3 separate regions of the Mus musculus genome follow, and regions 2 and 3 are each linked to region 1. Evidence: chromatin loops called from intact Hi-C (ENCODE). Cell type or tissue: heart. All regions are shown on one strand.

Region 1 (8,000 bases):
TCCTGAGCTATATGAAACCCTGTCTCAAAAACCCAAAACGGTGGGCTGGAGAGATGCTTTAGTGAGTAGAAGTGCCTGCCAGGCCTGCTGACCTGAAACCAATCCTTAGGCCCCACAGAAGAGGAGACAACAGATTTCTTCCATATGTGGATGGTGTTATATGCTTACTGCACACATACATGTACACAAAATAAAATGATTTTTAACAAATTAAAACAAAACAAAAAAAGGTTAAACTTTCAAAAAAAAAAAAAAGGCCAGGTGTTGGTAGCACATGCCTTTAATCTCAGTACTTGGGAGGCAGAGGCAGGAGGATTTCTAAGTTTGAGGCTACAGAGTAAGTTCCAGGACAGCCAGAGCTACACAGAGAAACCCTAAGCTTTTTGGGATCGCTGTCTTACATGTCTCCCACTAGAAACGCTGACTGTGCTCTTAGCCCTCAGAACTGTGGCCTTTTTTCTTTTCTTTCTTTTCTCCCCCCTCCTTTTTTGGTTTTCTTTTTCTTTTATTTATGTATATGAGTACACGATTGCTGTCTTCAGACACACCAGAAGAGGGATTCAGACCCCTTTGCAGATGGCTGTGAGCCACCATGTGGTTGCTGGGAATTGAACTCAGGACCTCTGGAAGAGCAGTCAGTGTTCTTAAACACTGAGCCATCTCTCCAGCTCTCATTTATTTATTTGTTTGTTTATTTATTATTTTATTTATATGAGTACACTGTAGCTGTACAGATGGTTGTGAATCTTGTAGTTGTTGGGAATTGAATTTTTAGGACCTCTGCTCACTCCGGTTGGCCCAGCTCACTCAGTCCCTGCTCGCTCCAGCCCAAAGATTTATTTATTATTATACATAAATACACTGTAGCTGTCTTCAGACACACCAGAAGAGGGTATCAGATCCCATTACAGATGGTTGTGAGCCACCATGTGGTTGCTGGGATTTGAACTCAGGACCTCTGGAAAAACAGTGTTCTTAATCACTGAGCCATCTCACCAGCCCTTTTTTTTTTGGTTTTCTTAAGACAGGGTTTCTCGTCGGGTGTGGTGGCACATGCCTTTAGTCCCAGCACTTGGGAGGCAGAGACAGACAAATTTCTGAGTTCGAGGCCAGCCTGGTCTACAGAGTGAGTTCCAGGACAGCCAGGGGAACACAGAGAAACCCTGTCTTGAAAAATTTAAAAAACGAAACAAAACAAAAGACAAGGTGTCTCTGTATAGCCCTCGCTGTTCTTGAATCCAGTCTGTAGAACAGAGACCCACCTGCCTCTGCCTCCTGAGTGCTAGAATTAAAGGCGTTTGCCACCACCACATGACCAAAAAGCTTCTTTCTTTATTAAGTACCCAGTCTTGGGTGTTTTCTAACAGCAACACAAAACAGACTAATACATTTATTACCCACAAAAATAATCCTATAAGATTTCCCACTTTATTAATTCTATTGGGCAGTCTTATGGGATGCTGACTAACCTCTGTTTGTCTTCTGGGTAACAGCTCCCAGTTCCCCCTTCTTTGTTTCCCAGGTTTGCACCTTCTTTCACTGTCCTTAGCCCTAGTGAGAGTCAAGGTCATCCAGACTCTCTTCTCTCCATCCTCCCAGCCCTGTGGTTGACCTGCCAGGGTTGGCACTGGAGCCTCTAGGAGCCTCTGTTTGGCAGAGGTCGGGTGTCTCATGCAAGCTGATTTGCTTGCCTAGGGGAAGACTGACGCTCGAAGATATCTGATCCCTCACTCTGTCATAGCTGGAGTGTGGCAGACAGTGACACTCCAGTCCCTCCCTCCCAACCTTCTGCTCTTTCCATTGCCTTGCAGCCGGGAATAACTCAGGCCTCGTGACTCTGTGATTCTCTTTTCCCAAGCCCTGAGCTGAGCTCTGCCTCGGTAGAAAGGAGGATTGTGTTGCCACGGCTCATAAAACACTAGTTTCCTAGCTCTTTGTAGATTTTAGCCAATTGTAATAGACTCACCGAGTGGGACATTATTTTCAGGGGCTTTCCACATTTGGTCATCACACCCGTAGACAACTGGGACTGCTTCTCAACCCAGCTCTTGACTATTTTCCACCCAGCTCTGTCTCAGCAACAAAAACAGCTGCTTGTATGGCCTGACCACCACCAAGAGCTCAGACGCTTCCTCCTCAAGCTTTCCTAACTATTTTTAGTTCCTTTCCTATTCTGGGTTTTCTTTGGCTTTATAGAGCCGTCATCTGGCCCGCTGACCCATGCCTTTAGGAGAGAATGCTACACTTGAGCCCTTCATTGAGAGGCTGTTCTTTCCATCTTTAGCCCATGTTCTCTTTTCAGTGCCTCCCTAACTAAATTGATTCATGTAGCTGAAACCAATGGAGGACCAGGAGACCGTGCACAGGCCTCTGGGTAGGGCAGTGAGGTCACAGGGATTGAGGGTCAGAGTGTTTTAATCCGTTTATTGACCTTGTACTCGATGCTCTGAGCTGTCTACCCAGTACATCAGTGAGCTGTAGAGACGAAAGTGACCAGCAACCAGGGGGTAGAAGTCGGAACCAAAATGCCTAGGACTCCAGATTTATCTACCAGGAAGGCCTTCACTACCTTCAGGAAGAAGTCAAGACCAGACATACACACACACACACACACACACACACACACACACACACACACACACACACACGCGACCCTTTTCAAAGTCTGTTCAGTTCCAGGCCAGTCCTGTCTAGCCCAGTAAGAGCCAATAGAAAGGAAGCTGCACTGTAGTCCCCACAAATGAGGCAGCTCTGTGGCCATCTTAAGAGTCAAGGCTGTGTCTAGAATGTGCTTCTCGTGCAGTGTGAGGGAGGTGGGGAGGACGGAAGAGCAGTGCTCAGCAGGAGGACACTGGAAAACTGATCTTACTCGTTTTTTCAGACATTTGCCTACACACGAGGCCTAGCTTCATCATTAAAGCCCCATATAATCACTATTCCTTTTCACAAATGAGGATGCTGAAACATAATACTTTGCTCAAAGTCACTAGCCAATGAGGGCCAACATTCAAGTTTGGACCATCTGTATCCAAAGTCTAGCCAAGGTTCCACAAAAGACAAGACATATGCATGACAATGTTTATATATTTCTACTTGAAATAAATTGAAGATAACCTAAACATCTGGTAATTGATTACAGAGTATAGCTTGGGAGACTATCATTTAAATTATTGAAATGATTATTGTAAGGGCCAGGGAAATGGCTCAGAGGTTAAAAGCATATCTTGATCTTAAAATGGACCCAAGTTCAGTTTTCCCCACCCACATGATCCATAACCCTGGTTCTAGAGAACCTGACACCCTCTGGTCATCTCTCACACCAAGTATGCACGTGGCACATCAACATACATGCAGAACACACACCCATATGCAGAAAATAGATCTAAAAAATAGTGTAGTCATTCACAGTGGCGGGCGCATTTAATGTCACCTTTCAGGAGGTAGAATCAGGTGAAGCTGTGTGTACTGAGGCCAGTCTGTCCTACATAGTTCCAGGATGGCCCACATACTGAGACCCTGTCTTACAAAACAAAACAAGAAAAACATTGCCTCAAAAAAAAAATCAAAGGACTATTATTGTTTTTTTTTCAAAGATTTATTTATTATTATTATACATAGGTACACTGTAGCTGACTTCAGACATGCCAGATCTCATTATGGGTGGTTGTGAGCCACCATGTGGTTGCTGGGATTTGAACTCGGGACCTTCAGAAGAGCAGTCAGTGCTCTTACCCGCTGATCCATCTCCCCAGCCCAGGACTATTATTGTAATGTAGTTTATTCATATAGTGGAATGATACTCAGAGTTTTTAAGTTGCTCTTTATCTAATGTGGGTCAAAAACGTGTGTAACTAGAGTGATCTGTGTTCTGTAGGTAACTAGACATCCAGGAAAATGTGACGTATGAGGTAGTAAATGGCTAGAAAACTTAGAAAACTTCCCCTTTATGAGAGCCATAGCATCTGCCCACTTTCCAAAAACTTAGGTATTTAGTCCAGACTCAAGGTCAGGTTAGCTATAGTGTCAAGCTGTAATACTAGCAGTACCCACTAGAGCCATTAGGTGCCGCCAGTGCTTCACATTAAACTCCAGCTTGCCTTTCAAACAACCACGGACCCACCGCCACCAATCACTGGGGGACAGGCCCTGGGCGACAACTCTCCTTTCCAAATGGTTCACCCTCATTTCTGCATCATTTTTCGGGTGTTTTGATTTGTTTTGTTTTGTTTTGTCTTAGAAAATGTCTCACTTTGTAGCCTTGTCTGGTCTGGAAATTTTGTCAGTGGTTCTTAACCTTCTTAATGCTGTGGCCCTTTTAATACAGTTTCTCGTGATTTTTTTTTTCTTTTTACATGACTAATTAATTTTGCTACACTTAGGAATGGTAATGTAAATACCAGTTTTCCGGTGGCCTTATGTGACCCCTGTGAAAGGGTCACTTGACAACCCCTCCCACGTTGGGTTGCAACCCACAAGTTGAGAACCTCTGCTCTATTTAGACTAGATTGGCCTCAGACACAGAGACCCACCTCCATGTGCCTCCCTAGCGCTCTTATGGAAGGCAGACACCACCTCGCCAGCCTCGCCACAGCATCTGGCTTTGTCTTGTCTAAGTCAGTGTAGACTGGAAGTTGGGGCTGCCTGCTTTGTAGCACAGACCAGTCCAGTGATAGGAAAATGGACAGCATGGAGGTGGGTGCCCAGAGAAGAGGAAAGAGAATGTATTTAGTGAAGATCCAGAGAAGTGGAGGATGCTCTCCTTTTTTTTTTTTTTTTTTTTTTTTTTTTTTTTTTTGAGACAGGGTTTCTCTGTATAGCCCTGGCTGTCCTGGAACTCACTCTGTAGATCAGGCTGGCCTCAAACTCAGAAATCCTCCTGCCTCTGCCTCTCGAGTGCTGGGATTAAAGGCACTCCTGAGGATGCTCTCCTTAAAGTTCAGGGCTAATCCCTTGTATCCAGCATTAGAGACATTGTATCCACCATTAGAGGCGTGCAGAAATGCCTAAAGACCAGACTGACTGGGAAGCCAGAAGAGAAAGCCACAAGAGGAGACGAGCCACTGGCAGCCACCTTGCTCCACATGGCTGCACTGACGCCAGTCCTCCCAAGGTGTCACCAACACTCAGGCTGAGTCACTCCAAACCCAGCCCACAGAGTTAAGCCAGTAACAAAACCTGGAGGACGTGGCCACAGGGCCAAGGGCCAGAGCAATGTCATCACGGGCAACCGTGCAGCTCGGGCCCGGCAGATGACCCTTTCCTTGTGAGCATTCCAGGGTGTGTGACTGATGCTCACTGACCCCGATTCATGGCGGCACGGAACACAAAGAGGTCATTACTGCCCCTTGATCCACCGGGGAAACTGAGGAATGGAGTGGGGAAGCAGCTTTGGCCCGTGAGTCAGTGGTACAGGTCATGAGTTCATTACCACCCCGTCAGGTCAGTCAGGTGCCTATGAAGCCACACTTCCCAACCAGAAGTAAACATGGCTGTCCAGGGCCAGGGAAGGGAGGGCCTTCCACCCAGTGCCCTTTCCATACCTGTCCAGCGGTAGAACCAGACACAAAGTTGCAAAGACTATGGCCTGACTCCCTGCATTCAGCCAAGGTCAGAGTGGGGAGTGACAGCCAAGACGGCACACAGGTTGTGGCCAAGCCAGCTCAGAGTCAGTCGGGATCTGGCCATCTGGACTCAAATACTGGATGCCCTTGTTATCAGTCTGTCTTCTGAGCCAGCTCCTGGGGCCTCTGCTTCTTGATATGTAAAAGGGGCAGGAGTAGTCAGTGTCTATGTCAAAGGGCTGCTTAAGAGCTAAGGGACCTGATGTTTGTTACGTGGTTGCTAAGCAATCCTTAGCTGCACACCTGGCCACCCGTGTCTCCAGGCTGTAGGGACTTTTGGGTCTGAGGAAAAGAAATGGGCACTGGGCTCAGGCAAAAACATCCCAGAATGTCTCGCTAGCTCATCCTTGCTATGGGAAGGATTCTTCTCGCCCAGTGGCTCTCCCCCATCAGCAGAGGTGCTGGTACTTCAGCTCGATGCCCAGTTTTAGAAGCATCGGGAAGCAGCATCTTGGGCAACCAAACACCAAGTGAGATAACCACATTCTTGCCAGCCTCCTCCAGCCTTGGCTCAGGGCCCAGCAGGGCCACCCTTAGGAGATGGTGCTAAGAAGACAACAGGCAAGCTAATTATAGGCCCGGCCTGCTGGGCTGTGGACACTGCCTGTTTGGCCTGCACGGCTTACCTGAGTCATCTATCCTGCGGCCACTTGAGCCTGGATCTGGACTAGCAGGCCACAGGGAGTCAGGAGCGCCTTCCCTGTGCTCAGTCTGGTCAGCTGCACCACTTCCTGCCTCTTTTCCCCTCAGAAAGCCAGTTGAGGCAGGTGAGCACCCCAGATCAGAGGCCAGAAGGCCTAATGCCTACTGCGAGGTGAGCACAATGCTGGGATCCCAGAGTCTCTGGAAAAATCACTTCACAGGTCAAAGTAAAAGGCATAGAATGAACAGGGCAGTGGCCTCCTCCTTCCACCACACGGTCCACACCTCCATCCTCTCCCTGAACCTTACTGGTCTGCAGGGGCCCCAGCTCTCTTGCTCCTCAGTGGTCAGCTGTGATCTGGGCTCAGTTCCCATAAACTTAGCCCAGGAATTTTTCAAAGTAAAAGGAGGGCAAATATGGGTGCCGTGGTTCAAAAAATCAGTCTTAAAATCACAACAGAGTTAGAAAACATTCTTTGAGGCGTTAAAAATGAGGATAAATGACAAGAAAGTCCCCAGCTCTTTGGATTTAGTGCATTAGGGAGGCAAGGGTGTGGCAGGAGAAAAACTGGGGGTACCCTCTGTGAGGGGAATGTTTGCACCCATAGCAGGGCTCATCTGTGCACTAGAAGGCCAACATGGAAAGCTGTGAACCCAGACTCGGGAGGCAGAGGCAGAGGGGTCAGGAGTTCAAGGTCAGCTTTGGATAAGTGGTGAGTTCAAGGCCAGCATGGGCTACATGAGGTCCTATTAAAAAAAAAAAAAAAAAGCCAAAGGGGCCGTGAGTGAGGTCGGGCAAGAAACAGGAAGTGATGTGGGTGGGTGCTGTTTTGTTTTGCTTCTGTTTTTGAGAGGGAGAAGGAGAGGGAGAGTGTGTGTGTGTGCCAAAAGCCATAGGTCTCCTAGAGCAGGAGTCACAGGAAGTGAGTTGTCTGACATAGACGTATGGGATTGAACTCACGTCCTTTGGAAGAGCAACACTTGTTCTTAACTCTTAAGTCACCTTTTCAGCCCCTAATTTTTTTTTTTAATTTAAAAAAAAAAGATGTGTGTGTGATTGGAGGGGTCTATCATGGCACAAGAGTGGAGGTCAGAGGACAACTTTGGAGTTGATTCTGTCTGTCTACCTTTAGGTGGGTCCTTGTCATAACAGCAGCCATCTCACCAACCTGTTCTCTTGGTTGTTTTTGTTTTTGTTTTTGTTTTTTCCCCTCCCTGTTTTATTTTAGTTATCTATCTATTTATTTTGAGACAGGGTTTTTCTGTGTAGCCCTGGTTGTCCTGGAACTCACTCCATAGACCAGGCTGGCCTCGAACTCAGAGTGCTGGGACTTAAGGCATACAACCCGGCCTTCCTTCCTTTTTTTTTTTTTTTTCCTGACAGGGTCTGTATCTCCCTCTGTAAGCCTGGCTGACATGCCTCTTGCTATGTAGTGACTGTAAGGCTGGACTCAAACTCAGAGATTCTGCCTGCCAAGCCGCCCACGAGCTGGGGTTCAAGGCTTGTGCCCCTTCACCCTGCCTTGTGTTTTGATATTTGAGACAGGTTCTCTTGTAGTCAGCTTTAAACTCTCCATCCTCCTGCCTCTACCTTGCAGGTGCTGGGATCACAGGTATGTACCATGATGCTTGTCTGTTTTAAGGGAGCCATCCTTTTGGGGTAGGAATGAAGTTCTCTGCTCCCCAGGAGAGTAGACCACCAAGCGCCTGCCCGAGAGCTTTGCCTGGCCTCTCTCC
Region 2 (8,000 bases), 54 kb after region 1:
CTGCAGATATGATGACCTCCTGAAGGGATCCAGACCTGCGATGTGTCATTAGAGTGAGCTAGCTCAGAGTGAACTGTTTTCTCTGAGAAACAATCCCGTGGGAACAGGAGACTGTTGGGGGCATGGGGGTGGGGCTATTTTAACACTGGGTAGGGACAACCATAAATTCACCTTAAGGATTAATAGGCCATGTCAGAAATGGTTTTAGTTTCTTGTTGGCCTCTTCCACTCACTCTGCCAAAAACCTGGCTTCATCTTAGTGTCTCGTTGGAAGCACTATATTCTCTCAAGCTTATTTCTTGCCTTGTAGAAGCTGCATATGAGATCAGAGGCCCCTCTGGTCAAGCCTGGCCCTGCCCCGGGGCAGAGATAAACAGGCCCAGAATCCATTTCTCAGATTGCAACACTGGTGAGTCAGGCAGGGTCGGACAGCTGCTCCCTCCCAGGCGCCCCTTGGCTGTACCTGATAAGGAAGCTCATCGCTCATTCCAGAACTCCGTCTTGCGAGTGCACAAGTATAAACAGACACTCCCAGGCCCTGGTGTTGTCTTAGGGTAAATTATTGACATTCTGAACGGCTGAAACATGGGAGAAAGGGGAAAGCAAACCAACAGACTCGATAGTAACTTCAGTTTTCTTTAGCAAAGCTGTGGAAAAAAATTTGAACTTATTCAGCCAAGGGCAGGCTCAGGAGTTCCTTGAAGCTATGGAAGCAGGAAGGAAGAAGGTTAGACTTGGGGAGGCGCATTCAGGAAAGAACAAATGGCAAAAATACCCAGAGGGAAATGTGTGCCTGCCTACCTTTGCCACAGAGACAATGGATGTTGTAGCATCCTCAAAAGCAAGTAAACAAAACCAATTTCCCCAAAGCGAATGACCTCCTCCTATAACTGGTGTATAAGGAGTGGGGGAAATGGGGTGCTAAGAGCATAGTAACAGTTACATAAGACCAGTACTAGTGCCAGACTACACCTGGTCATCAGTATTTCCCATAGTGCACCTGGTCATCAGTATTTCCCATTCCCCCTGTGGAAAGCAGTTCATAACATCTAAGGCTTTCACATTGATCTTTTCCATTGAACTCCATCAAGCCACTCAATCTGGGTAGGGCATCAGAGCCCATACTTTACAGATGAGGAAATTTGAGGTTCAGGAAGGATATAAGTAACTTACTGAGGCATAATGAAGAGCAGGGAGAGGTAGATCAGTCCTAAGTAGCCAAGAGTTAAAGTACTTCCTAGGACTGGAGAGATGGCTCTGCAGCTAAGATGTAGTGCGGCTTCTGTAGAGGATTTAAGTTTGGTCCCCAGTACCTACAAAGGGGCTCAAAACTGTCTGTAACCTGTAACAACAGTTCCAGGGAAAATGACTCTTTCTCTTCTAGCCTCTAAGGGCACCAGGCACATAATACACATGGATTCATGCAAGCAGACAGTCATATGTATTAAACAGAAATAAATCCACCCCCCCCAAAAAAAAAACAGTGGGCGTGGTGGCACACGCCTTCAATCCCAGCACTTGGGAGGCAGAGGCAGGAGGATTTCTGAGTTCGAGGCCAGCCTGGTCTACAAAGTGAGTTCCAGGACAGCCAGGGGTATACAGAGAAACCCTGTCTCGAAAAACCAAACCAAACTAAACCAAAAACCCACCACCACCAACAACCTCCAAAGGACATCATGGTTCTCCTTTGCTAAGACTGCTTCCAGGGCTCACCCTCCGTTACCTGTGGAGGGAGCAGGCTTGCCACCATCAGCGTGGTCTGCAAGTTTCCGTTATGAAACACTTCTCTGGTTAGTCTCCCAAGTTTTTTTGCTCACAGCAGTTGTATCAGTGAGGAGGAAAAGACCATGTAGAATTTTTAAGCCCTAACTCCAGGCCTTTCTTCCTCTAGTGTCCTTTCCTTGACTGTCTGTTCTATATATATGCTGTGGTTTTAGAGACAATGACCACAGGTCCTCTAGGTGCCACTGTGTGTGTGGTGGAGGAGCAGAGAGCACACAGCTCCTGCCTTTTGGGCATAGGACTTTATAAATGCACTTAACAGTCAGATAGGTGTCTCGAAATTGAGACATCTTTTGGAATCTTGACGGCAGAGCTTTTCTGACTTTGGCCAGCATCGGAAACATCCGGGGTACTTGTTAAAGACAAGGCTATTTAGGCCTCACCCCAGACCTTCTGAATTCCCAGCAGCAGTTCCTGGACTCTGTGTGAGCTTAACAAGCTCCCCAGGTGATTCTGAGGTGTTGGGCCAAGCTTGAAAACCACTGTCTTAGCACAGGGGAGGGAGGTAATCAGGCAAAGGAGGCTGGGGGAGCCACTCTAGGAAAGCTGGTAGGGGCAATAACACCCTAGGGAGTCTGGTGCAGACAGTGAGAAAGACAAATCTTGTTTTGTTTTGTTTTCTTCCTTCAATGAAGTGATCAGATAAAGGTGGCTAGAAGTCTTTTCATACCCGTCTGCTGACAGATTTCTCCTAGGAGAAAGCAATGGATAGTCTTTTTTTCTCCCCAGAACATAGAGTGGAAGTTACCAGGGGCTGGTGGGATGGGGAGGAGGGGTTATTCTTTTAAGGGCACATGATTTCTGTCTGGATTGATGAAAAGGTTCAGGAAATGAGCACTAGTCATACTTGCACAATATTTAATGGTTTTTTGCTGTTGCATTGAATATTTAAATATGGTTAACATTGTATATTTTATATGTATGTTACAACTAAAAAAAAAAAAATAGCTGGCATTTTGAAGGGTAGAAAGATAGGAGCAAATGATCTTCAATTTAGCCCTCAGTACCTGACCTGACAAAGTCCAAGTGTGTGTCATAGAGAAAAGACAATAGATAAAGCTTTTGAGGATACTTGGCACTATTCTGCCTCTTTTACCTTGTTGCTCCTTAGGTTTACAGTACTTTTGAGCCCTGTAGAGCAGTATATCTCAGACTTCACTGTTCAGGGAACTGTCTGAGAACTTAGTTCAACTGCATATGTTAATTGAGTAGGCCTAAGGCCCTTCTAGAGGCATTCCTTCCTAGTTCTCAAATGATGCTGACACTCTGGTCCATTCTGGGAGAGCTGTGTAAATTTCATCTTCATCTACACTGTATCCTCAGAGTCATGAACTGATATAGGAGTTCAGAGGGCAGAACTGTGTCTTTGTTCTGCATTATAACTTATTTAGGGTGCTTCTATCAGTCACCTTTGTGATTTTAAAAAGGACCTCAACTTACCTCAAATTCTGTAGAATGAGGATGTTAGTATCAAATTATTTCTGTTCTTTGCTGCTTCTACTGCAGTTCCGGAGTTGTTGACCTTGTTTGCATAGAGGGTAAATGAACCCTGTTTGCAAGCTCTGGGGAAGCCTTACTGTAGTCTAAATCCCTGCAAACCAATTCCCTCTGAAGAGGGAGCAGAGTGGAGAGAACATGCTGGTGTGGGAATTTCCAGATTTGGACGCCAGTCTGAGTAATTGCCACTTTGGCCTCCTCCATATCCAAACAGCCTTTGCAGCACTGTTGAGAGGGTGGTACATAAAGTATGAATGTAATCATACTGCCATTATTTACTACCGTCGTTTATGTTGATGGTAACGACACTGGCAGTTGATCGATGAAGTGTGTGAGGAGGTTGGGGGAGGGGGCGGAGGGAATGCACGATGGCAGGAGAAAGAGGAACTACATCTCCCAGAACTCCCCTGACAAGCTTACACCGCGACGACGATGCTCCTCCCCTCCCACCGGCGCCCCGCCCCTCAGATGACGTCACAGAGGTGACATCACGGCGCCTAGAGCGAGGCTAGGGTAGAGAGGCCGACCGAGCTGGAGTCGTCGGCTTGTGGAGGAAGCAGCTGGGAGCTGGCGAGAGCGTGAGCGAGCGGGCGGGCAGGCGAACGAGCTAGCGCAGGCGGGAGGGAGCGGCGCACGGCGCGGAGCAGCGGCAGCCCGGGCCGCGGCGGAGCCTCAGTCGGAGGGCAGCCCGAGCGGGCGCCTCGGTCCCCGCCCCCACTCGGCGGGGCAGTGCCCGGTGTTCCCCCGTGCGGGGGGCGGCGGCTGAGCGGACCCCACGGGACCGCGCGGGTGTTGCCACCTCGGCCGAGGAGCCGGCGAGGCCGCGGGGCCCTGCGAGCTGGGCCCGGAGCCCGTGACAGACGGGCCAAGGAGGGGAGAGAGGCGGCGGCGGCGCAGGCGACGGGGAGGCAGCGGCAGCGGCGACACCATGTCATCCCCCAGTCCCGGCAAGAGGCGGATGGACACGGACGTAGTCAAGCTGTATCCTTCATGGAGGGGAATTCGGACTGCGTGTGGGGCGGGTGGGGGTGCCCACTCGAGGGCTCCGGGGCACTCCAGGCCACTGGCCGCGCCTCCCCTCCCTCCCCCAGTGCCTACGGCGGCCCCTTGGCACCTCCCCGGAGCCGAGGGCTTTTTCAGTCCCCCTTTATCTGCAGCCCCCCGAGATGTGCGTTGTTCTTCGCCTTCCTTGCACTCCCCCCCCACCCCCAGCCCCTGACTTTCCCTCTACGACGTTTGGATTCCTAAGACGGCCCTTTCTTAGGGGTGTGTGTGGGGGTATAACTAGACGCCTCCTTCGTCACCGGGAGCTCATCTTCAGGGTCTTTGCTTCCTGTTTGCTAGCTTTGGGTTTATGGGTTCATTATAGAAATTCCTGAGAGGGAAGCCTTTCTCTCTCTCTCTCTTTCTCTCTCTCTCGGGTGTCCCTGTTCCTTCCAGTCACAGTGCTGCTTAAACTGGGGTAACTCAAGCAACCTTCTTTATCCCTAATTCCTTTCTATATTAGGAAGAGAGTAGCCTGCCCAGGGCCCCCTCTTGTAATAAAGAGCTCCGTGTGTTTTAAATCAGACACTCCTGTTAAGCCTTCTGGTCTGGAGAACCTTCCTGTTTTTCTTTCTACTCACAAAGCCTATCCCACTCATAGTGCATGCAGTGAGGACCCCCAGGCCCTCTTAGCAGGCAGGCCACCCTCCATATTGTGGAACTGACAGCTGGGACGAAGGAGAGAAAGGAGCTCCCCGAACAAAATAGCCACTTGAGCAAAACTCCCTCTGAGGATATGGTTCTTGGGGACTGCTTGCCCTGATCTGGGCCAAGTGACACCTTTTATTTTCTACCCCTTCCCCCAGCTTTATATACACCCGAGGTTGCAGTGGGAGAGCTGTAACTGATAAGAGTCCTCCAGGCAGTGGTTTTGGTTGGAATCCAGGCTGATTTTTTTTTGCATGACCAGTAGAGAAATTCGCGAAGGTTCCTAAGGCAAATCGAGCATTTAAAAAAATGTTTTTATTTTTTGAGGGTGGGGGTGAGAGCCCAGTGTTGTAAATAGCTGATCCCCAGGGAGAGGGTGAGGGGGGGCGGTAGTGTGTGAAAGGCTGTTAACAAGTCTTGTCTCCTGTTTCTCTTTTCTGCCTCGCCCCCATCCCCCAACCATTTCCCCCGTTGCAGGATTTTGTTTATATAACTCAAGTTGTTTGTCTAGATTCTTCAGGTAATTCCTTCTCTTACTTGTTGCTGTTTTTTATTTTTTTATTTTTCCTAAACATCAGTGGTGGTTGTCAAAAACTCAGTTATGGAATTTGCTGAAGTTTTTAAAAGTAGTTTTTGCTTAGGATTTTAACTTGGGGGATGGGAGGAAAGTTGCCTAGGCAAGAGTTTTCTTTTTCATTTTCTTTCTTTTTTTTTTTTTTTTTGTGACATCTTTTCAAGAATAAGAAGGTATTTTTTCTCTTTGCCCAGGGGAGAGCTGGCTAGAAATTAAGAATAGTGGTTAGACTCGCAAGTTTTAGGGTTTGAAATCTAGAATTTGGGGGAAGGGCAGTAGTAGGAAGGACTAGAGTGAAGCCAGTAAGAAAGAGTATTACGCTAGATACACACCTAGGCAAATGTGACATCTACTCTTTTATGGGCTGTTTGTGGCTGTGATTGTTTTGTAAATGCATGAATGATACCGGAATGCTGGCTTTTCATACCGCAGGAAAACTTGTAACCATGGCTCTGTACATTCTACACAAAGCAGTTGGGGGGGTATTTTTGTTTAGAAACTAGGAAATGACATGGTGCTAGACTTAGGAGTTTTTTTTGTCTTGAATTGAGAGTTTGAGAGTTACCATCACACCTAATGCAAATTTCACCCTAATGTATAATTGGGATGGAGTGGGGGAGAGAATTCCAGCTGTTTTTGATCGATGTCAGATCCTCAAATTACGTTCATATATAGATTTCTGAAAGATTGAGGATAAAGAGTGAGGCCTAACTTGACCTGATGCCTTTTCCATACAGTGCCTTTTGTTCACGTAGTAGTTGTGGCATCTAGAATGATTACCGCATTTAGGAGTCCGGGTGTGTGGGGGGGTGACTAGTGGGGGGGGGCAGCGAGGGAGAGGGAAACAAAGAACAGCGGGGTGTCTCTCTTCCCCCTCTCCCTAAGTGGCTTATTTCATAGCTTATTTTTAGTAGAAGATGAAGAAAGGCAAAGATGCACTGGCTTCTGTTCTTTCCCCACCTCCCTTGCTGACAAAGAAAGCAGGGCTCTTTAAAACTGTAGATTTCTGAGATAAGAGGATAACAGTTTTGATTTGAAAGCTAGAGGCTATCTCTACTTCAAGTTTATTTTCTGGTTTAATGTAGTTTGGGAGTGAAAATTTTTCGGATTTCCTTTTGTGTGTGCATGTTTGTGTGTATTGTGGAGGTGAGAGATTTTATGGTCTCCTTTCTCAGTTGAATTCACATCAGTAGGCCCAAGTGGAGTTTACAATTTTGGGGAAAGGTATACTTAGTGAAAAATTTAAGAGTGAATTCTTCAGTCTGCTGGTAAGATGGGTACAATCACCTGTCAGTGCTGAGGATTAAAAATGAAAGATGGTGGTAAGGAAGTAGAAAGAAAAGGTCTGAAGGAATGTCTGGTACTTGTCGTCGTCCCTCCGTGGTTTCTTTGGTAGAGGCTGATAGCCAGTTTCATCAATGTCTCCTGTTTCAGCCCATTTTTGGCTGTCTTCTGGGCATAATTACACTACAAGGATTTATAGCTTGGCAGCAACCTATATGGTAGGAAAGTAGCGGTGTGGGGGTAGGGAGAGAAGAGGGTGTGTTACTAATTGGTCACTGCTTTCCTGCACCTTGCCAGACACGGTCTCTTTCAGAGCCAGTGGTATTTCTTTTGTGACGGGTTGGTAGGATAGCCGACTCCCAAGTTATGCAGGGAGTGAGTGTTTTGCACCAATGCACTTAATCTGCTGGGCGATTATACTCTGAAACTCTGACTCATTCATTGTTTCTCTTCTGATCCTCAGCTGAGGGTTGTGCAAACCTCCACAGGAGCCTAGAAACTGATTTACATGACTTTCGGGTGCTGCGGGATAAAAACCACTTGTCTTTAGCCTAGGTTCTGTAAAATGATCTTGGATAGTGCAGCCATTTGCTTGCCAGAGCCAGGTAGATTGCTAGCCTTGAGAGCCACACAGGACTAGCCACCTTTGAGGTTTCCATCGGCAACCACTGATTATTTAGATTGTCTGAGAACTGGGACTCTGGTGACCTTAAGCGTGATTTGCCCTAAAGGAATATTGGTTGAAGTTGTCCCTGGTGGAGGAACAAACAGCTCAGGTTACATGGGTTTCCTTGTTGGTGGGGGTGACTGTCTCGCCCTGTTGCACAGCTCTGGTGAGCCTTTTATCTGTGAACCAGTGCCCCTGCTGAAGGCTAGAGCTGCTTGTTTTGGAAAAGCGTATGCAGGCAAAAGGCCGCAGGCACAGCTCCTTGCAGCTCATTGGCTGCTCTGTTACTACCCGGAAAAGGAGGAGGGGTGGAGCTACCAAACAGCTGATGGGAGTGTGTGACAAGAGTGTGTTTACATACAAAGGAGGTGGGGGCTGGGGATGCCTTGAGCTGCTGACAGAACCAAGGGTATTTTCAAGGGGTAAAAAAAGGAAAACCTGTACTCAGACTCAAGAAATGTTCAAAAAATTAAACTAGAAAACTGAATCTTATCATAATGGGGA
Region 3 (8,000 bases), 150 kb after region 1:
CTAGCCAGCCATAGGGTAGCCCACACCTGTAACTCCTCCAGCACCTGTGCACACACATGCATATAATTTAACATTTTCCTTATTCTAAAAAGTACATTTTTTAAAAGATTTATTTATTTGATGTATATGAGTACACTGTAGCTGTACAGATGGTTGTGAGCCATCATGTGGTTGCTGGGAATTGGACTTAGGACCTTTGCTTGCTCTGGCGCCGCTCTCTCCAGTCCAAAGATTTATTTATTATTATATGAAAGTACACTGTAACTATCTTCAGACACACCAGAAGAGGGCATCAGATCTCATTACAGATGGTTGTGAGCCACCATATGTTTGCTGGGGTTTGAACTCAGGACCTCTGGATAAGCTGTCAGTGCTCTTAACCACTGAGCCATCTCTCCAACCTAAAAAGTACATTTTTAACCAGACATGGTGGTATATGCCTATAATCTCAGCATTTGAGAACTGTGGAAGAGGCAAAAAAGGTCAGAAGTTCTAATTATCCTTGGACTCAAGTTAGAACCATGAGCTCCCGACTAAAAAGAAAAAAAAAATCTTAATTACATTTGTTAAGGTTTTAAGGGCTCTGAGTCTCAGGTCTATAAACTTCGTTCAGAAAGAGCCTGAGTGTGGTGGTACACACCACATCCTCTCAGCACTGGAGGTACACTGGCAAGTTAGTGAGTACACCGTTGTTGTCTTCAGACATCCCAGAAGAGGTCTTCGGATCCCATTACAGATGATTGTGAGCCACCATGTGGTTGCTGGGAATTGAACTCAGGGCCTCTGGAAGAGCAGTCAGTGCTCCCAACAGCTAAGCCATCTCTCCAGCCTCCCTCATGGCAAGTTTTAAAGTTAGTCTAGTCACAGCAAGATCCAGACCTGCCAAGAATACACTGCTGTCTCACAAAACAAAACTGAAGAAACAGGGAAATGTTCCCACCCAGACCCAGTGCAGTCTGGTCAGCATCAGCAGACCTGTGTGATCTGCCTGCTCCTCAGCAGCTTCAACAGCACCACCCACAGCCTGAGGATGAGGGACCTGGGTCCAGCTTGTGCCCTGATGGGATTCCCACCACTGCCCTTCCGTCGTATGTGTTGGCCATTTACTTACACAGCGTGCTTTTAGGAACAAATGTGTTGTTTATTCAGCACTTCTTAAATTCTTTTTAACCAGCACTTTGGCCTAGGCTCTTGGGTGAGTGACCAAGGGTCTCTTCCATGACCCTGAGCCTCACATAGCAGCAGTTCCTGATGAGCAAACAGAGACCATTATCACTGTCTGCTTCCAAAGCCCAGGGGTCAGGCAGAACATTGTCGGGTGGGTGTCCTAATAAGTCACTGTGGAGTCACCACATTTCATTTCTGTCAGCGAGATAAGTCACTTTATTTTGATGGAAAGTAAACAGTGTTTATTGGGGCTGGAGAGATGGCTCAGCGGTTAAGAGCTCTGACCGCTCTTCTGAAGGTAAGAGTGTGGATTGCCCATTTCAACCTAGACAAGTCACTTCCTCTTCAGAGTCCCCCTTCTTTGCTTTTCGTTATTGTGACACTGGTGAGCAGGTGAGTTTGCACCTTGGGGTCACTGCGCTCACACCCTGTGTTTTCTTCACCCTACCCCTCTTTGCAGAGTACATCCAGAAGTACGCAACGGAAGAGGCCCTGAAGGAACAGGAAGAGGGCACTGGCGACAGCTCATCGGAGAGTTCTATGTCTGACTTCTCAGAAGATGAGGCCCAGGACATGGAGTTGTAGTAGAAAAGGCATCTGCTTTTCAGAAAGACTATTATTTCCTAACCATGAGAAGCAGACTCTAATATTCATATTTAAACAAAGCAATTTTTTTTATTACTAAACAAGGTTTTTATGAATAATAGCATTGATATATATATATTATATATCACCCTTTAGATCTTGATTTCTTGGTCATTTCTCAACCTGAGGTGCATAGCATATTCCCACATTCCATTTTGGTAGCAATATGCAGTCCGAATGCATGCATTCATAAGTCCATTTGGCCAAGTCAGCCTGTGTGCTACTGAACTGTCAAGAGATTGCCACTCTCATAGGTAAACATGAGGAAAACAGGAAAAGTTTGCTTCTTTTTATTGATGGTTCCAAAGAAACAAACCAAATCTACCAGCTCTTGGATGAAGATAGAACAGTGCTTTTCCAGAGTGGGAAGGAAGGGGTTGAGACGCGTGCTTTGAGAGCCTGTGAGGCTGCTCCGTCCTTGCCAGCTGCTCCCTAGTCCTGAGTGGTCCTTGGTGAGGAGCAGCAAGATGCAGCGAGTTGAGTGAGACTTAGGGCTTTTGATTTTTTTTTTTTTTTTTTTTGACTCGGATTTAAGTGCATTTTTCTAGGTAGACTCCTGCCCTCCTTGCTACCAGACCTGCAGCCACCTTGGTTTTGCCTTGGAGAACATTTGGGGAGCATTTCCTGAACCCATGTCTTTTGGGGGTACAGCTTGTCATCCAGCAGGAATTATTGAGCGAGCAGGACTGGAGGAGACGGGAATGAAGACACAAGAGTGACATCTGATCCTAGCACGGGGCCTGTTGATCCATTGCCTGGACTGAGCTGTGAAACTGGACGCGGTTTTGGTTTTTTGTTTTGTGTTTCTTTTTTCTTAATTTGTGTGAATTGTACCTAGACAGGTTACAGATTTAATTTTCACCTACCAAGGGACAGTCTCCTCCCTGGACAAGGCTCAGTGGACCATCAGATGGAGGAAGACTGGCCCCATTGCTTGAGCCCCTGTGCGACCCTTGACCTCCAGCCTTAGTTCTCCTGGAAGCTGCCAACTGCTTACGGGAGTGGGTAGATTGGGCGTCTGAGACCCAGAACATCCTAAATTTGCAATGGGTAACAGCTGAAACAAACGGAAGTTTTTGTACCAAAGTGGCCGGAGGTGGGGAAGAACTACTTTCGAGAATTGTTACGGAGGCAGGTTGAGGGGACACTTTGACCCTCCAAGGTAACAGCCAGTCAGATGGCTTGAGGTGCCTGGCCCATGCTGCCGGCTAAATGCCATCCAGTGTGCCCAGCAGTTTCAGACCTGACTCTGGAGGGAATTTGGAGACAGTGTAGACAGCAGCTCTGCTCTGTATTCTTTTTGACAAAACCAGAACAGTAGAAGTAGCCAATCGTAAGACCTGAAGACATTTTGAATGTCCCACTGGACTAACCTTTCTTTTGATGTGTGTTTTTAGTTTAGAAGTGCTATATTCCACAAGGGTTAAGTCAATGAGGTTGGAAGACACCTATCTTTTTTTTTAATTCAAAAAGCACAATCAGTCTTTCCTTTGAAAATCCATATAAAGTACAACTTTTAGCGTGATTATTTTCCTAAATACAAAGACAAATAATTTACTTATTTTATGTTAATTACGGGCATGAAGCAAAAGGTTTCTTTGGGGAACATGCAGTTTTGTAGTGCTGGGGTTGGTTCATGTCCTCTGGCACCCTGGCTTGTTGAAAGGTGGCTTTAGCTGTGTGCTGTGTACCTGCTTACGTGGCCTGCTGTCCTCTGTGTGATTAGGAGGGTTTCTGCTGGCCCTGCAGCTTGCTTCCCTGCGGATTAGGCCTTTGCTCATGCTATAGCCTTCATGTGGGTGCTACCTAGAGCAGGCGTGAACTGCTGGGTGGTGATTGTGAGTTCAGACAATAAAAAAAATGTATTTTTTTCAATACTGTATAAAAATAGTATTCTGATTACCTCCCCCTCAATAAAAAAAAAGTCCAGATAATTGCTTTTGATATTGATGGAAAAACTACAAAACAGACACAACAAACCAGAGCCAAGTTTGGGGAACGGGTGTGAGCAGCTCTGGCTCCTGACCCTCACCGGGTCCGCTTTGCCCCAGTGAAGAGACAGCATTCCTTCCTGTGCAGACCTGAGTGCAGAGTGTGTCCATCTCGGCGTATGGTGAAGGTGTCACTGGGTTCTGCAGCACTGGAGTTTCCATGACCGCTCCCACATCACCCCACCCTCGACTCTGGCACCAGTATGGTTCTATGCATGTTGCAGCTCTCTGGGCTGTGACTCTGTTAAGAAGGTTTGCCAGCTTTCTGGCCCTTCCCCGCTCCTAGTTACTAGATGACCATACTCATACTTGCAAAGGAGAGGAGAGAGTGCTAAAGCCTGGTTCTGACTGAGGGCTCTGCGTCCCTGCAGTAAACAGGTGAGATCTGCAGCAGGGCAGGGCTGCTTTAACAGGCAGGGGTGGCAGTAAGTCACAGCTGCTGCTGCTGTCGTCTGCCCGCCATTCAGCTAACCGTTCTGTTGAGGTCCTGCCTTGTGCTTTCCTAGTGGAAGCCGTCCTTTGCCCCCGTTGATGACTTGAGCCCTTGCCAAACAAACACCGATGAGTGAAGTGGCTGCAACTTGGCAGCCCCAAAACCTGCCACACCCCTGCACCCCTGGAAGCCCAGCACCGGGGCCAGCAGGCTGTGTTCCGTGCTTGCCAACCTAGACCCTGGCATTAGAAATTGTTTTGTCAGCAGTCTCTGCCCTCTCGAGAGAGATGAGCAGCCTCAACTGACGTTTCTATTAATGAGTTATCAGAAGTTGCAACATCTCTCCAGCACTAATGTGTTTTGTCCACTTCAAACGCTGTTCTAATTGCCAACCGGCTGCTCTAGGCTCCTGAGGAGTGTCCCTTCTCAAAGGAACTGCGCCCTGGAAAGGGCTCCCCGAAGTTCTAGGTGGCCTTGACCTGACACTTGCATTTTCTAGGCCACTCTTTGGGGTGGCTGAGAATCATGACAGACCCTCTGCCAGTCTCTAGTTTCTCTGGGTCAGGTTTCTGAGTACTGGCATTGGATTTTAAGCGGCATGTGACCCTTTGTGTTTTAGTGACTCAGAAAAGTCAAGCCATTTGCAAAAGTTAGCAGTTTGTTTTGTCAACTTGTAACTGGGTCATAGCCTTGCTGAGTGAAACCAACTCATTTCTGATTGGGCACAAAGAACTGCATTCTTTGGACGTGTGAATCCATGTTCCTCTTCCTCTGGCCACTGAACACCTCCACCAGCTCTTTGGGAATTGGATGGAAAGGCGGCCCCTGGGGGCCAGGGGTGTGCAGCTTCCCACTCACGGGAGGAGTGGCCAGGGCTCTTGGTTTAGCAATTACACAGCTCTAGGTGCGGGAAGAAATGGCCTTTAATTACTGATTGTATTTGGTACATATTGTGTGATACTTGAAGAGATAAAAGGGACTTACCAGCCCTTAATTGAAATCTAAGCTTTTTACCGCTTTCCCCTCCTTGCCCTCTCTCCTCCCTTCTGCCCTCCTTGCATTGTGATGATCTAGTGGGCATGTCTGTCACCTGGACAATTGCCTCTTCTGACTATAACCTCTTAATAGTTGTGTATAATGAAAACTGTAAACTTTTTTAAATAAAATGTGTATATACCTTGGCAAATGGCTGAACTTGATCTATCACAGCTGCCCCACGCACATCCAACACAACCAAGGGCAAATCAGGATAGTATGTCACTCTCGGGCAGCAATAACCAAGGGGGCCCGCCCGCAGATGGATGGCTGAGGTGTGAGCATCACAGCTGTCCCTGCAAAGCCCAGATGGGTTGGTCTCCTCGTCCTCTCTGAGGGTGTGAACTTGGTCTGAACTTGATGGTCACTGTCTGGACTGCCTGTGTGCCCAATGATAACTTCCCTGAGGAACCAAACCCTGCCTTTCAATTCCATTACAGCTCACATGCACTAACCAGCCAGCAGGTGGCAGTACCGTCCAGTCTCCTGAGCTGTCAGAGGACCTGAGACAAGGGTTTATTGTTAAGTAGGCATAGTGATGCTGTCTCCACGAGACAGCTTCATATCTGCCTGTTAACAGAAATTTGGCAAGAGGAAGCAGGTCAGGCACCAGACACCTGGGACTGTCCCTTGAATAAGGTAGAGCAATGAGGCACTCCTGAAACAGCAGTTCAACATGTGGTCCTCACTAGCCCCTTACCCAAAGGCCTGGAAACCAGAGCTATTGAATCCCGTAGGAGCTGGGCTACTTAAGTTCCAGCCCCTGTACCCTTCAGTCCTTGGCTAAACAATGAAGTCTGCAAGTCTTCCTTGCAGACCTGATTCAATACCATAGCCCCTTTAAAGGCTACTTGGAACACTAAGGTCCTAATACAGGTTTGGAGTTTTTAGACCCAAGAGACTTTGGGAGTTCATAGAACCCATTTTTGACTGAACTGGGAAATGTGGGTAACAGCCCCAGGAGGAGTCCACAGCAATCTCACCCTCAGCAGCCCTCTGGGTGTCAAAACCTTGTCCTCCTTTCCTGAGGCATGGCTCCTTTTCCAGGAGAGGGGGTTTCTAAAGTTTGTGATTTTAGACAGTTGGGGTCCCAGAGGTTGTACTTATGTATTAGTTAGGGTTTTACTGCTGTGAACAGACACCATGACCAAGGCAAGTCTTATAAAAAAACATTTAATTGGGGCTGGCTTACAGGTTCAGAGGTTCAGTTCATTACCATCAAGGTGGGAACATGGCAGCATCCAGGCAGGCATGGTGCAGGAGAAGCTGAGAGTTCTATGTCTTCATCCAAAGGCTGCTAGTGGAAGACTAACTTCCAGGCAACTAGGGTGAGGATCTTATGCCCACACCCACAGTGACGTACCTACTCCAACCAGGTCACACCTCCAAATGGTGCCACTCCCTGGTCCAAGGACATACAAACCATGACAATTTAGGAACTTCTCTCAGTCTGAAGGGCAACAGGACCCTCCCCCTCTGGACTGAGGTGCTGAAACCCTGGAATCTCGGGGTGCCCTACCCACCAGAGAAGAAAAACAAGGTTTAGGATACCCACAACTCCTAGACCCACCAAACACACCCCAAGATAGTTCATTGTGGCTGGCTGAGGTGTGATCTCCAGAGCTACAACCTCTGGAAAGGTGAAGGTTTTCTGACCCCTCGGGTATTTAAAGTTACCTCAAAGGAGTGTTCCCTCTATCTAGTTCAGAGCTGTGTTCTTGTCTATGGGGATGGAAATACACACACACACACACATAATAGATAACACAGATTTTTTTTCATACATATACACACATGTGTGTGTATGTGTGTGTGTGTGTATGCCCTTCTGGGCCAGGCATGGTGGCATTATATACCTCTAATCCTCGGCCCATTCAGTAGGCAGAAGCAGGTAGATCTCAGCACAGAGGCAGCCTGCTATACATAAAGAGTTCCAGGACCAGATCCTCTCTCAACAAAACAAAACCCAAGAAACCCTTCTGCAGATTTCAAAAGAGTTCTGTGCTGATAGCAGCTGAGAAACATAAACGCCTTCCTCCAGAGCAATGGGTCTCACTCAACCTGTGGTCACAACTCCTTTGGGGATCAAATGACCTTTTCACAAAGGTCGGAAAACACAGATATTTGAATTGATTCATAACAGCAGAATTACAGTTATGAAATAGCAATGAAAATAATTTCATGACTGAGAATCACCACAAAAGGAGGAACTGTATTAAAGGGTTGTAGCATTAGGAAGGCTGAGAACCACTGCTTTGCCCTGTATGCAGAAAGTTCTGCCCTCTTAGGATTCCATTGTGAGCACTCCAGTGAGTAGACCAGCCCTCCCTCCATCCTGGGGCCGTAACTGAGAGAGAGAGAGAGTGTGTGGTTACTATGCTGGATCCTAGGACTTAAGGCTTTGTGAACTATGACCTCATGCTGTTCAAAGTACAGAGTCGATGGCCTGCACCTACTGGAGCCTTCTGTTGTAAGACTCTGGCAAGGCGTAGCTTACTGGGAACTCCCTGAGTGAATGATGCAGAGCCAGGAATCCATGCAAAAAGCAAGAGGAATTTATTGTTCCAGCGCTTTGGGGTTGTCCTACACATGGAGGTGAGAGAGAACGACCACACAGCACATTTGGGCGAGTATTTATACAGTTTTCAAAGCAGCAGCCATTGGGCACAATGTGATTGACAGAAGAGTGTGACTTAAACTGATTGGTCTTTAGAGAATGAAGTGGCAGG

What was found. Peaks named below come from ENCODE experiments on the same cell type or tissue, not always from the same donor. Only the 100,000 strongest peaks of a DNase experiment are listed, where the experiment ranks them.
Region 2: it touches region 1 in a loop (2.9-fold over the local background); 15 of 42 quality-filtered maps call a loop at or near these places.
Region 3: a loop joins it to region 1, with 4 times the contacts of the local background. A loop is called at or near these places in 24 of 42 quality-filtered maps.

The regions. Positions count from the first base shown.
Region 1 is chr6:30,354,041-30,362,040 of GRCm38, reverse strand. No RefSeq gene overlaps it. Among named protein-coding and RNA genes, the nearest start is that of Zc3hc1, 33 kb to the left of the region's middle. In heart, CTCF peaks have their summits at 4,054 and 5,079; DNase peaks (open chromatin) are centred at 1,700, 4,090, 5,270 and 6,225; H3K27ac peaks cover 3,102 bases.
Region 2 is chr6:30,300,312-30,308,311 of GRCm38, reverse strand. Ube2h (ubiquitin-conjugating enzyme E2H) reads left to right here and starts at 3,773. Exons shown (of 7, transcript NM_009459.3): 1 at 3,773-4,260. The coding sequence starts at 4,208. It overlaps 1700095J07Rik (RIKEN cDNA 1700095J07 gene), which reads right to left and starts at 3,697. Exons shown (of 2, transcript NR_166056.1): 1 at 3,223-3,697. In heart, a CTCF peak has its summit at 7,659; DNase peaks (open chromatin) are centred at 401, 3,751, 5,351, 7,751 and 1 weaker place; H3K4me3 peaks cover 4,792 bases; H3K27ac peaks cover 7,000 bases.
Region 3 is chr6:30,208,711-30,216,710 of GRCm38, reverse strand. Ube2h (ubiquitin-conjugating enzyme E2H) reads left to right here. Exons shown (of 7, transcript NM_009459.3): 7 at 1,628-5,422. The coding sequence ends at 1,752. Among named protein-coding and RNA genes, the nearest start is that of Gm31221, 35 kb to the right of the region's middle. In heart, no CTCF peak of the experiment used is centred here; DNase peaks (open chromatin) are centred at 4,340 and 5,570; H3K27ac peaks cover 550 bases.